Linked DNA regions of Homo sapiens: region 1 is linked to region 2. The links are chromatin loops, found by intact Hi-C in ENCODE. Cell type or tissue: natural killer cell. All regions are shown on one strand. Region 1 overlaps AUTS2 (activator of transcription and developmental regulator AUTS2). Region 2 overlaps AUTS2 (activator of transcription and developmental regulator AUTS2).

Region 1 (5,000 bases), 590 kb before region 2:
GAGCACCAGAGAGGGGGCAGGCTATGAAGCCACATTACCTGGGTCCAGCTTTACCATTTACTAACTCTAGGGCACTGGGTACCTTATTTAACTTCTTTGTATGTCATGATCCTTATCTATATAGCGGAAATAATGAGAAGACAATAATCCCATCTCATAATAGCTTTTGTGAGGATGAAATAAGTTAAGACATGTAAAGTGCTTAGAACTTTATCTCAAACAGCAAGTGCTCAATAACTGTAGTTGATCATTACTCATATCAGCAAGTGCTCATAACTGTAATGTTGATCATTACTATCAACATTATCTTCATCCCATTCGGACTTCCTCCTCCTTCCTCTCTGTCCATTGAAATCATTCTCTTGGGCCTCAGCCATGCCCTCAACGTGATCCTTTCTTCCCCTGATTTGAACTCTGGTCATCAATCAATTAGTTGGCACTATTAATTTATGTCTAACTGTCATGGGTACAGGAACAGTTTTTTCATCTAGCCTGGAAACTTCTTGAGACAAGGGTGTAGATGTGTTTGCTTTGCGTGTAAAATGAATCTGATAAAATTGACAGTTAATGGTCACAGAAGTTCACTGGAGATATGTAGAGGTAAATGTATGTACTTCTCAATTTTAAACAACATTCTTGGTAGCAATCAACGAGATACTAGTTTCAAGTGAAATGCACAATTGTTGTATGTCTGACTTCACACATTTGAAAGTAAAAATAATTCCAGGAAGAAAGCTGAGTGGGGATGAGAGTCACAGTAAGAGAAAAGAGATTCTAGTTCTAGATCTGCTCTTGACCAGCTCACATTCTTTGACATTCAGAGAGATTAAACCACATGCCTGATTCCTAAGTGCTAAGTCAGAATCAGTGACTTTAAGGTCCCAGACAGACCCTGTTGGTTGCCCAGGCAAGAGCCCTCAAGTTCACTGAACCCAGGTTTTGTTCAGGTACTGCATGGCGCCATGCTGTGGGCAGGTGGTCTTCCCCTGTTACAGGAGGCTCAGGCCACCCTTGGCAATCCCATTATTCTTGGACGGTGACTGTTTTAGGAGACGGTATGTAACCCAGTTCTGGCCAGTGAAACCTGAGGGGAAGTTTGCTATGGGGTCTCTAGAAAAGAATTTCCTCCTGATAAAAAGAGGTACGTGAGGAAGAACACCTTTCCTTCCTGTCTGTGAGTGTGGCTTCCTGAGGAAATAGTGTCTGATAACTATGGCGGCCATCTTGAAATCATGAGGAGAAAGCTAAGAGAATGGCAGAGAAGCCAATCCGTGCCCCAAAATACTTAACCAGTCCCATTTAGAAACACTACTCACACCCGCCCCCCTGCCATGGTTGAAGCCATTTTGTTCTGTTACTTGTGGCTGGAATGTCTTGGCTGTCCACATTCTAAGAACCCAAGCACCACATGATTGAGGCCCATTGTTAAGCTACAAGGAAATGTGGCACACAGATCATCTCTGCTGACCTACAAAATCACCACTGGGGCCGGGTGCGGTGGCTCACGCCTATAATCCCAGCACTTTGGACACCGAGGCGGGTGAATCACGAGGTCCAGAATTCAAGACCAGCCTGGCCAACATGGTGAAGGCCCATCTCTACTAAAAATACAAAAAATTAGCTGGGCATGGTGGTGGGCACCTGTAATCCTGGCTGCTTGGGAGGCTGAGGCAAGAAAATCGTTTGAACCCAGGAGGCAGAGGCTGCAGCAAGCCAAGATCGCACTACTGCACTCCAGCCCGGGTGACAGTGCGAGACTCCGTCTCAAAAAATAAATAAATAAATAAATAAATAAATAAATAAATAAATAAAATAAATCACCACTGGGACACTCTGAGATTAAATCCTGACCCCCATGTCCCACCACTTATGTTTCTATTAACCATTGTTTATTCATCTTACTTTTTTATTTTTTTTGAGACAGGGTCTCACTCTGCCAGGCCAGAGTGCAGGGGCATGATCTTGGCTCATTGCCACCTCCACCTCCTGCGGTCCAGTAATCCTTCCACCTCAAACACCCAAGTAGCTGAGACCACAGACATGCTCCATGGGGTTTCGTGATGTTGCCCAGGCTGGTCTCAAACTTCTAATCTAAAGGTCTCAAACTTCTAATCTAAAGGTCTCAAACTTCTGAGCTAAAGCAATCCACCTGCCTCAGCCTCCAAAGTGCTGGGATTACAGGCATGAGCCACCATATCCAGCCTATTCTTCTTATTTTGACATGTCAGCTTCTTTCCGTAAGCTGAGGTTGACATATATAATCAGAGACTTAGGTCAATAGGAAAAGGCATTCCCTAATTTCAAAACAGATCTAAACTCTCTAATTTCCTCAAAAGAGATCTCCTAATCTTTCATCTACTGGGATTATTTTAATAAACTCATTTTAGCACCCTGTTACTATGAACTCTTAACAAAGGTTCCTTCCAGGGCTGGGCGCGGTGGCTCATATCTGTAATCTCAGCATTTTAGGAGGCCAAGGCAGGCAGATCATTTGAGGTAAGGAGTTCGAGACCAGCTTGGCCAACATGGTGAAGCCCTGTCTCTACCAAAAATTTAAAAAAAAATTAGCTGAGCGTGGTAGTGCATGCCTGCAATCCCAGCTACTTGGGAGGCTGAGACAGGAGAATTGCTTGAAAGGGGGAGGCGGAGGTCGCAGTGAGCCAAGATTACGCCACTGCACTCCAGCCTGGGTGACAAAGTGAGACTGTCTCAAAAAACAAAACGAAACAAAACAAAAAACCAAAAACCAAAACAAATTCTGTTTTGTTTTTATATCGTGTTTCTACATCTAAACATGCTACTAGGTTGTGCTTCATGATATGAATGTATAAATTCAAGATCATGAAACTCTCATTGGTGCAGACATATACAACACAGAACTGCAAACTCACCACAGATGCTCCCACGCCTGTCCCTGAAAGCACCATGGCAAGCCTCAGCCCATTCCTCTCCCTCGTGCTGCAGATGAGAAAGCTGAAGTCCAGAGGCGTGAAAGGTGTTGGTGAAGGTGACTCAGTGAGCTGACGGCATCACAGAATGCAGGAAACTGTGGTAGTCTGGTGGTGGAGGGGGGCGGAGTACTATGACACTAGCTGTAACCACAGCAGCTCACATTCATCCTGGGCCTAGGACAGCACAGGAACAATTCTAGACTCTTCATGTGTTTTAGTTCATGGAACCCTCACCAGAACCCTGAAGAGGTAAGTACTATCATTATTCCCATGTTATAAATGAGAAACCGAGGCAAAGAAAGGTTCGGTACCTGCCCAAGGCTAAGCAATGCTGAGTGTACATGCCGTCATCACTCAGCTATTTCCAGTCTCCTACCACTACATCAGGCCATGGGGTGACATTTCCTGAATGGATACTCTTGGTAGGTCAGTGGCTTAAACTGAGATGAAACTAATCAGTACAATGGACTTCTTAGATCTACAATCCTGTCTTTAGCCAGAGCACACTGGATGGTCTGAGTTCCAAAGAAAGGCCACTGTTTCATTCCAAAATGTGCGCATGCAGTCCTTGTACCACGTATGCCACCTGCCTCCCTGGCATGCTAGCTTCAGGGAATAGGGAGGCTGAGAGAGGGTGGTGGGCAGAAGAGGGGTTGAGAGACAGGTATGATACCCAGTTGGCAGTCTCCTCTGGTTACCAAAGTGCAAGTCCCAGAAAACACATCACACAGGAGACGAGCCAGGGTGTGACCCAGGATGCCTTGTCTCAGTTTGTGGGGAGATTAAGGGAGAAGGCATTATAAAGGCCAGCATCATTTTCAAGAAACCATCACTTTATTTCTTGCTTAAAAGCAGAGCTGGCCAAGTTAAGATAGCTGTTTTTTCTGGATTATATTGTGTTTCAAAGCAAACCACTCCTCACAGGGACTCAGGCTACAAAGCACAGAGAGCTGGAATGGCCTTTACCGGTCATCTTGTCCAGGCACATTCAGGGCTTGCAGAGCGAAGTGGGCTGAGGCCTAGAGAAGTTCAGTGCTCATCCCAGCTCCCACGGCCCCCAGAGCCGTCCAGCGTTTCTCACTGTGTCTAGTGTTTTTCGCTGTGTGGATAAGAATGAGAGGAAAAACTCTCCATCCTGGAGTAGAGGGGAAACGTGGAATGGGCACAGATTTGAGTTTGGGCTCCTTTATATCAGCTCAGGGGGACCAGAACGCATTCTCCAACATGGAACACAAGTCAACAGTGAGCGGATCCAATCAGCTGCTGAACAAAACAAACTTCTCTCCTGGGTCTTGTCTGACTTCTGCTGGGAGAATGTCCAAGACTGAGCAATGCTGGGCTAAAGACCTTGCAGCTCAGCCCAGACACAGAGGTGGCAGGATCAGCCCTGAGTTTGAAACTGCTCAGCCAGCCTGGAATGATGAGCAGCAAGGCCAGAGCAGAACAGCATCCAAAATGGGCAAAGGTAGGGAACTGGCAAGGCCCTCCTCTGATCAGATTGTTCAACAGCCTCTGAGCTGGCTGGCCCGGTCCTGGCCCCAGCTTCTGGGCCAGCCCTGCTGCCCTGAGCCAGGGCCCTCGCACTAGAGCGGGCCTTGAGCAGCCGCCTTGCATGGCCTAGATCTCCTGGCACTGCATCGGAGTCAATCTTGCCTACAGCTGTCAGCGGCACAGTCTGTTCGATGCCGCACAAATGGCAATGATTCAGTCATTCCGGGGATGCTTCCAGGGCAGTGTTCTTGGGCATAAAGAAAAAGAGAATCCCCTTGGGGGGCCAGAGGCGGTGGGCTCCCCTCCAGCGGGCTGGCTCATCCCCATCTAAACACCATCAAAAGCCTGCCAGGGTGTTTTTGTTGCAACCTGGCAGTTGAATGGCCTCTGACATTTGACTTGGGACCGTCCAGGTGACCTATTAAGTGAGATGCACGCTTGACGGCTGACCTTAGTGGATGTGACGGCAAGCTCACTGCTGCTCTAAATAATAAAAATTCTTCCTGACATGACGGAGGCAGAGAGGGAAATGGCCCCTCTGGTGAAACCCCATGGACT
Region 2 (5,000 bases):
AAAGAACCCCTAGGCTGAACCATTTTGAAGGAAAAAAAAAAAAACAAAACCCAAAACCCATCGGCAATGTGAATAACCACCCCTTGATTTGTTTCTCATCTAAATTCAAATTTTTTTGGTGATCATATCCAATAAAAACAAGTCCCACTTGGAAATGTTGAATGTGGTATGACTGCCAGCATCCATCACACTGTGGGTGGGGATGTTGGGAAAGGGGACTGGTTGGGGACAGGTTGCCCTACACTCTGAAGAGAAAGACTCTCATACACAAACAAGGCACAAAAGGGCTCGCTTAGCAGTTTACAACTCATGCAAAAGCACCTGGCCTTCACACTGGAAGTAATGAATCATAGATCTCTTTAACAGAAGGGAACTAAGATGGTCTCCTGCCCTCAGGGAAAGAAGATAATGTATCCACTTGACAAATGACCTAATAAGGAAGAATCAAAAAGGAAGTAGCCTAGTTCCTTTCCAAATTCTACCCAGGTTTACTGCCACAACTGACCTCTTAATTCAAAACAACAGAGTTCATGTAACTCTTTGCTAACAGAGTAAGGTGAGGTAAGTCTAAATTTTATTAAATGTTAACAACTAGCTATTTTACAGATTCCAACCAAGAGCTTAGAAACATGCGTAACATGAGAGAGAAGCACTATAATTTAGAAATGTCATAATGGGGATAAATGTCACGGTAGAATGATGAAACTAGCTAAGGATATCAAATTGCAACTTGTGAAAAACAATGTACGTTGGGATAAATATGTGTCTTATTTCTTCCTTTTTTTTTTTTTTTGAGACGGAGTCTCGCTCTGTCACCTGGGCTGGAGTGCAGTGGCGTGATCTTGGCTCACTGCAACCTCTGCCTCCTGGGTTCAAGCGATTCTCCTGCCTCAGCCTCCTGAGTAGCTGGGACTACAGGCGTGTGCCACGATGTCCAGATAATTTTTGTATTTTTAGTAGAGACAGGGTTTCATCACGTTGGTTGGCCAGGATGTTCTTGATCTCTTGACCTCGTGATCCGCCCTCCTTGGCCTCCCAAAGTGCTGGGATTACAGGCATGAGCCACTGTGCCCTGCCAAATATGTGTCTTATTTCTATAGAAGGTACATCAGTAATGATCAGAAAAAAACAACAATAAGAATATTTCAAATGAAAAGTAAAAATGTTTTCTCTATATAAAAGGAAGGTTTGTGAGAGAAATTAGGGAAGAAACAACTCGGCTGGGCACAGTGGCTCACGCCTGTAATCCCAGCGCTTTGGGAGGCCGAGGTGGGTGGATCACCTGAGGTCAGGAGTTTGAGACCAGCCTGGCTAACATGGCAAAATCCCATCTCTACTAAAATAAGAAAAATTAGCTGGGCATGGTGGCGGGAGCCTGTAATCTCAGCTACTCGGGAGGCTGAGGTGGGAGAATTGCTTGAACCCGGGAGGCAGAGGTTCCAGTGACCTGAGATCACGCCATTGCAGTCCAGCCTGGGCAACAAGAGTGAAACTCCGTCTCCGGGGGAGCAAAAAAAAAAAAAAGAAGAAATAACCCTTAAATTCCACCCACAAGCCTGCCCCAAGTTAAGTTCACCAAATAAATAGTTAATCCATTGTGAAGTTTCTTTTGCCAAACCATGATATTAAAAGTTATTAAGTATCTCATGTCTATATAGTACTTAGCAGAGTACTACCATAAGTATCTTTTATTATTTATGTTACAGTAACATTTTTTCAACCTATTATTATTAGGAAAGCTACCAACAGTCAAGGGATAATGCCATTTGGAAACATAATGACCTATTTGCTTTATTTATTGTGGTCATGTTGCCCCATTCTCTTCCTCTCTCTTAAAATTTTAATAGGAAGCTTTAATTAACTTAATATTTTAATACAAACCTAGCACCTCTTATTCCCTCCTTGAGAGGAAAATTAAAATACTAACCTGTTAAAACTTAAGGAAAGAAAACACCAGAATCAGGAATGCGGCTGTTTTCCTCTTGGGGACTGAGGAACTACCATTTACTGAGCACCTTCCATGTATGCCAGGCAGGCTACTAGGGACTTCACAGACATGATTTCACTTTGCATCACACCATTTCCAGAAAGTACTGTCTCCATTTCGCACATAAACAAGAATCTATTATTTCCAATATCAAACTCCTCTCAACACGAACCAGAATGAACCCTTGAGAGGTCACCTAGTTTGACCATCTGTCTCTAATTAAGTGCTAGAGCCAGATAAAATTCAGAAAGAACCTACAGATTTATCCCAGTCCTCATTTTACCGCTGAAAATAAATAAGGCATAGAGATACCAAGAGACAGGCCTAGGGTCACAGGGTTTGTTAAGAGAACTCCAGAGAAACAGAAAAAGCTGGTTTCCTGCCATTCCTGTTCTGCTTCCTTCACTGGACCAGGCAGGCTCCACCTGGATGCAGGAAGGAAGAAATACCTACCTCAGTCAGGGAGGCTGGGGAATGCAGCAGAGGGAGCAGAGAGGTGGGTGCTGCCTTAGCCCCACCGCTGCCTTCTGGGAGACAAACAACATACCTGCATGGCCTAGCACGATTTAAAGAGGTCAGAGTATAGAGTCAAAGACACCTTCCATGCCGGAAGTTTTGCAATGCTACTTCTTAAACCATTCTTTTCTGCTCATCTATATAGTAAGATATTGTAATATTATACTTCCTAGGGTTGACATAAAAGATTACATAAGCTGTATCTGTAAAATGTGCATTACAAAGTAAGTGTTGAATTAACAGTAACTGTTAGTACAATTTCTCACCTCTTTTCTGCAGTAAGTCTTAACATCCCCCTCCCTTGATCAGTGGTTTAGATTAGTCTTTCTCGCTTACAACACAGATTGCCAGCCCCGCCCACAGGACTTCTGGGGTAGAGTCTAACAATCTGCATTTCTAATAAATTCCCAAGTAAAGCTGAGGCTGCTATACTTTTGCTTTGACAGCTTTCTCCTCTATTTTAAAATCTCCCCATTCTGAGAAGCACAGCTTCCTGTTCACTTAGTTGCCCTTATACAATGTTCTTCTCTTTATCTAGCATTTCTTTAAGTGAAATTTAAAGCTGTTCAGCTCAAATGAAAGAGATGAAGCATACCAAAGAAAGAGTGTACAAAAACTTTTTAAAAAATTTAACCCTTTGTTCAATGTTATTAAAACCTATGGTCCCTAAATGTCAAAAAGGATGGTTTTATGCTGTGTAGAATTTTACTTTTATATAGGAAATGACCTTGAATATCAGAACAGAAGACACTGTACTGAAATGCTTTTCTTTCTCATTATAAGAAAATCTAATTAACTTGCACCACCTGTAGAAAAAATTTAGTCTAAAGTGGTGAACAATTAAACTGTAAAAAGTACTGTTTAATAAATGTCAACTTGTTAATTTTAAGTCAATTATTTGGAACTAGGCAAGGTCAAGCAGCTATTTGGAACTAAGCGAGCTTGACTAGCTGCTTAAATAAATGAGTGACATTACTTATCACTTCCTACCTCAAAAATCTGCCATGGGTTCCTATGGCCTCACTAAGGAAGCCTATCTTCTTTAGCCTAGCATCGAAGGCATCGAAAACATAACACCGTGTTCCTACATTTACCATGAACTCCAATCAAACAGAAAATCACATACTGTGCCAGCCACAGTACGATGTACCTCCTCCAATCTATGTGTCCAAATCAGCGCATCCTTTAAGGCCCTACTCAGATGGCACCTCTTTCATACAGAATTTCCAGATCCTCGATTCTCATATGACTCTTGCAATAGCTCTGTAATATTGATAAATCTGAAATTTAAAAAAAGTAACCAATGTGAATGTTAAGATCTCCACACAGAAATCTGCGCATAAATGTTTACAGTAGCTTTTTCCCATAATTGACAAAACTTGGAAGCAACCAAGATTAGGTGAATGGAAAAATAAACTGTGGAACATCCAGGCAATGTACTACTCAGTGCTAAGAAGAAATGAGCTATTAAGCCATTAAAAGACACGGAGGACCTTAAATGTATAATAACTAAGTGAAAGAAGCCAATCTGAAAGGCTACATATATATAGTATGATTCCAACTGTATGACATTCTTGCGAAGGCGAAACTATGGAAAAAGTAAAAAGATCAGGGTTTTGGTAGGGGGATGAATAGGTAGAGCACAAAGGATTTTTAGGGCAATGAAACTATTTTGTGTGATACCATAATGGTGAGTACATGCCGTTTTATATTTGTGAAAGCTCACAGAATGTACAAATCCAAAAGTTAACTCTAATGTAAACTATGTAAGATGGGTGATTATGTTTTGCCAATACCAGTTAATCAACTGTAGCAACTGTACCATACTGGTGCAGTCTTGAAGCTTATAGTCAGGGATGCTAGGGTGAGGGGTATGGTGGGGGTAGGGAGGATTCTGCACTTTTTGCTCAGTTTTGCTGTTAAACCTAAAACTGCTCTAAAAAATGAAGTGTATGTGTGTGTGTAAATATTTTATGTAAAAATCTTCTACATAAAACGGGATACACTTTTCTGATTTCATTCAGATAAGTCTCTAATAATATCACCATCATAACTGAATCCTCCATAAACTAATTATCCTTAATAAGGAAAGACATGAAGTATGACATAAGATTTTGTGATTCAAGTTAGTTTAAAAAGAAAAAGATGCTGTGATTCTAGTTAGTTAAAAAAAAAAAAAACCTACATGTAGCAATAGATAAATCCAGGTATGTTTCTTCCTGAAAAACAAATTACCAATTTTTTCTCCTCTGCTTCAAAAGTTTTTAAAGAGATTGTAAGAATTTTTTAAGCTCCTTTCCAATCATCATAGAAATTGACTACAAATGCCTCTTGGAATTGAAATAATGCTATGCGTAGCGGGGGGGTACATGGAAACCTAACTTTCCCATTTCATACTTTCCAGGGAAATTTACCTTAGAATCAAGTTACTATTTTTTATGAGGCCTCAATGCTACTCAACCGATAAAAGGAGGCCATGAATTGTTTCCAAAACTCC

The links. Hi-C counts contacts between places; a loop is a spot of excess contacts. Peaks named below come from ENCODE experiments on the same cell type or tissue, not always from the same donor. Only the 100,000 strongest peaks of a DNase experiment are listed, where the experiment ranks them.
Region 1: it touches region 2 in a loop (13-fold over the local background); 1 of 110 quality-filtered maps calls a loop at or near these places.

The regions. Positions count from the first base shown.
Region 1 is chr7:70,646,313-70,651,312 of GRCh38, reverse strand. The region is part of intron 5 of AUTS2 (activator of transcription and developmental regulator AUTS2); the gene reads right to left. Among named protein-coding and RNA genes, the nearest start is that of GALNT17, 480 kb to the left of the region's middle. RefSeq lists enhancers at 2,808-2,857, 4,081-4,580. In natural killer cell, no CTCF peak of the experiment used is centred here; a DNase peak (open chromatin) is centred at 3,012; H3K27ac peaks cover 1,755 bases.
Region 2 is chr7:70,058,306-70,063,305 of GRCh38, reverse strand. The region is part of intron 2 of AUTS2 (activator of transcription and developmental regulator AUTS2); the gene reads right to left. Among named protein-coding and RNA genes, the nearest start is that of AUTS2, 460 kb to the right of the region's middle. In natural killer cell, no CTCF peak of the experiment used is centred here; a DNase peak (open chromatin) is centred at 2,845.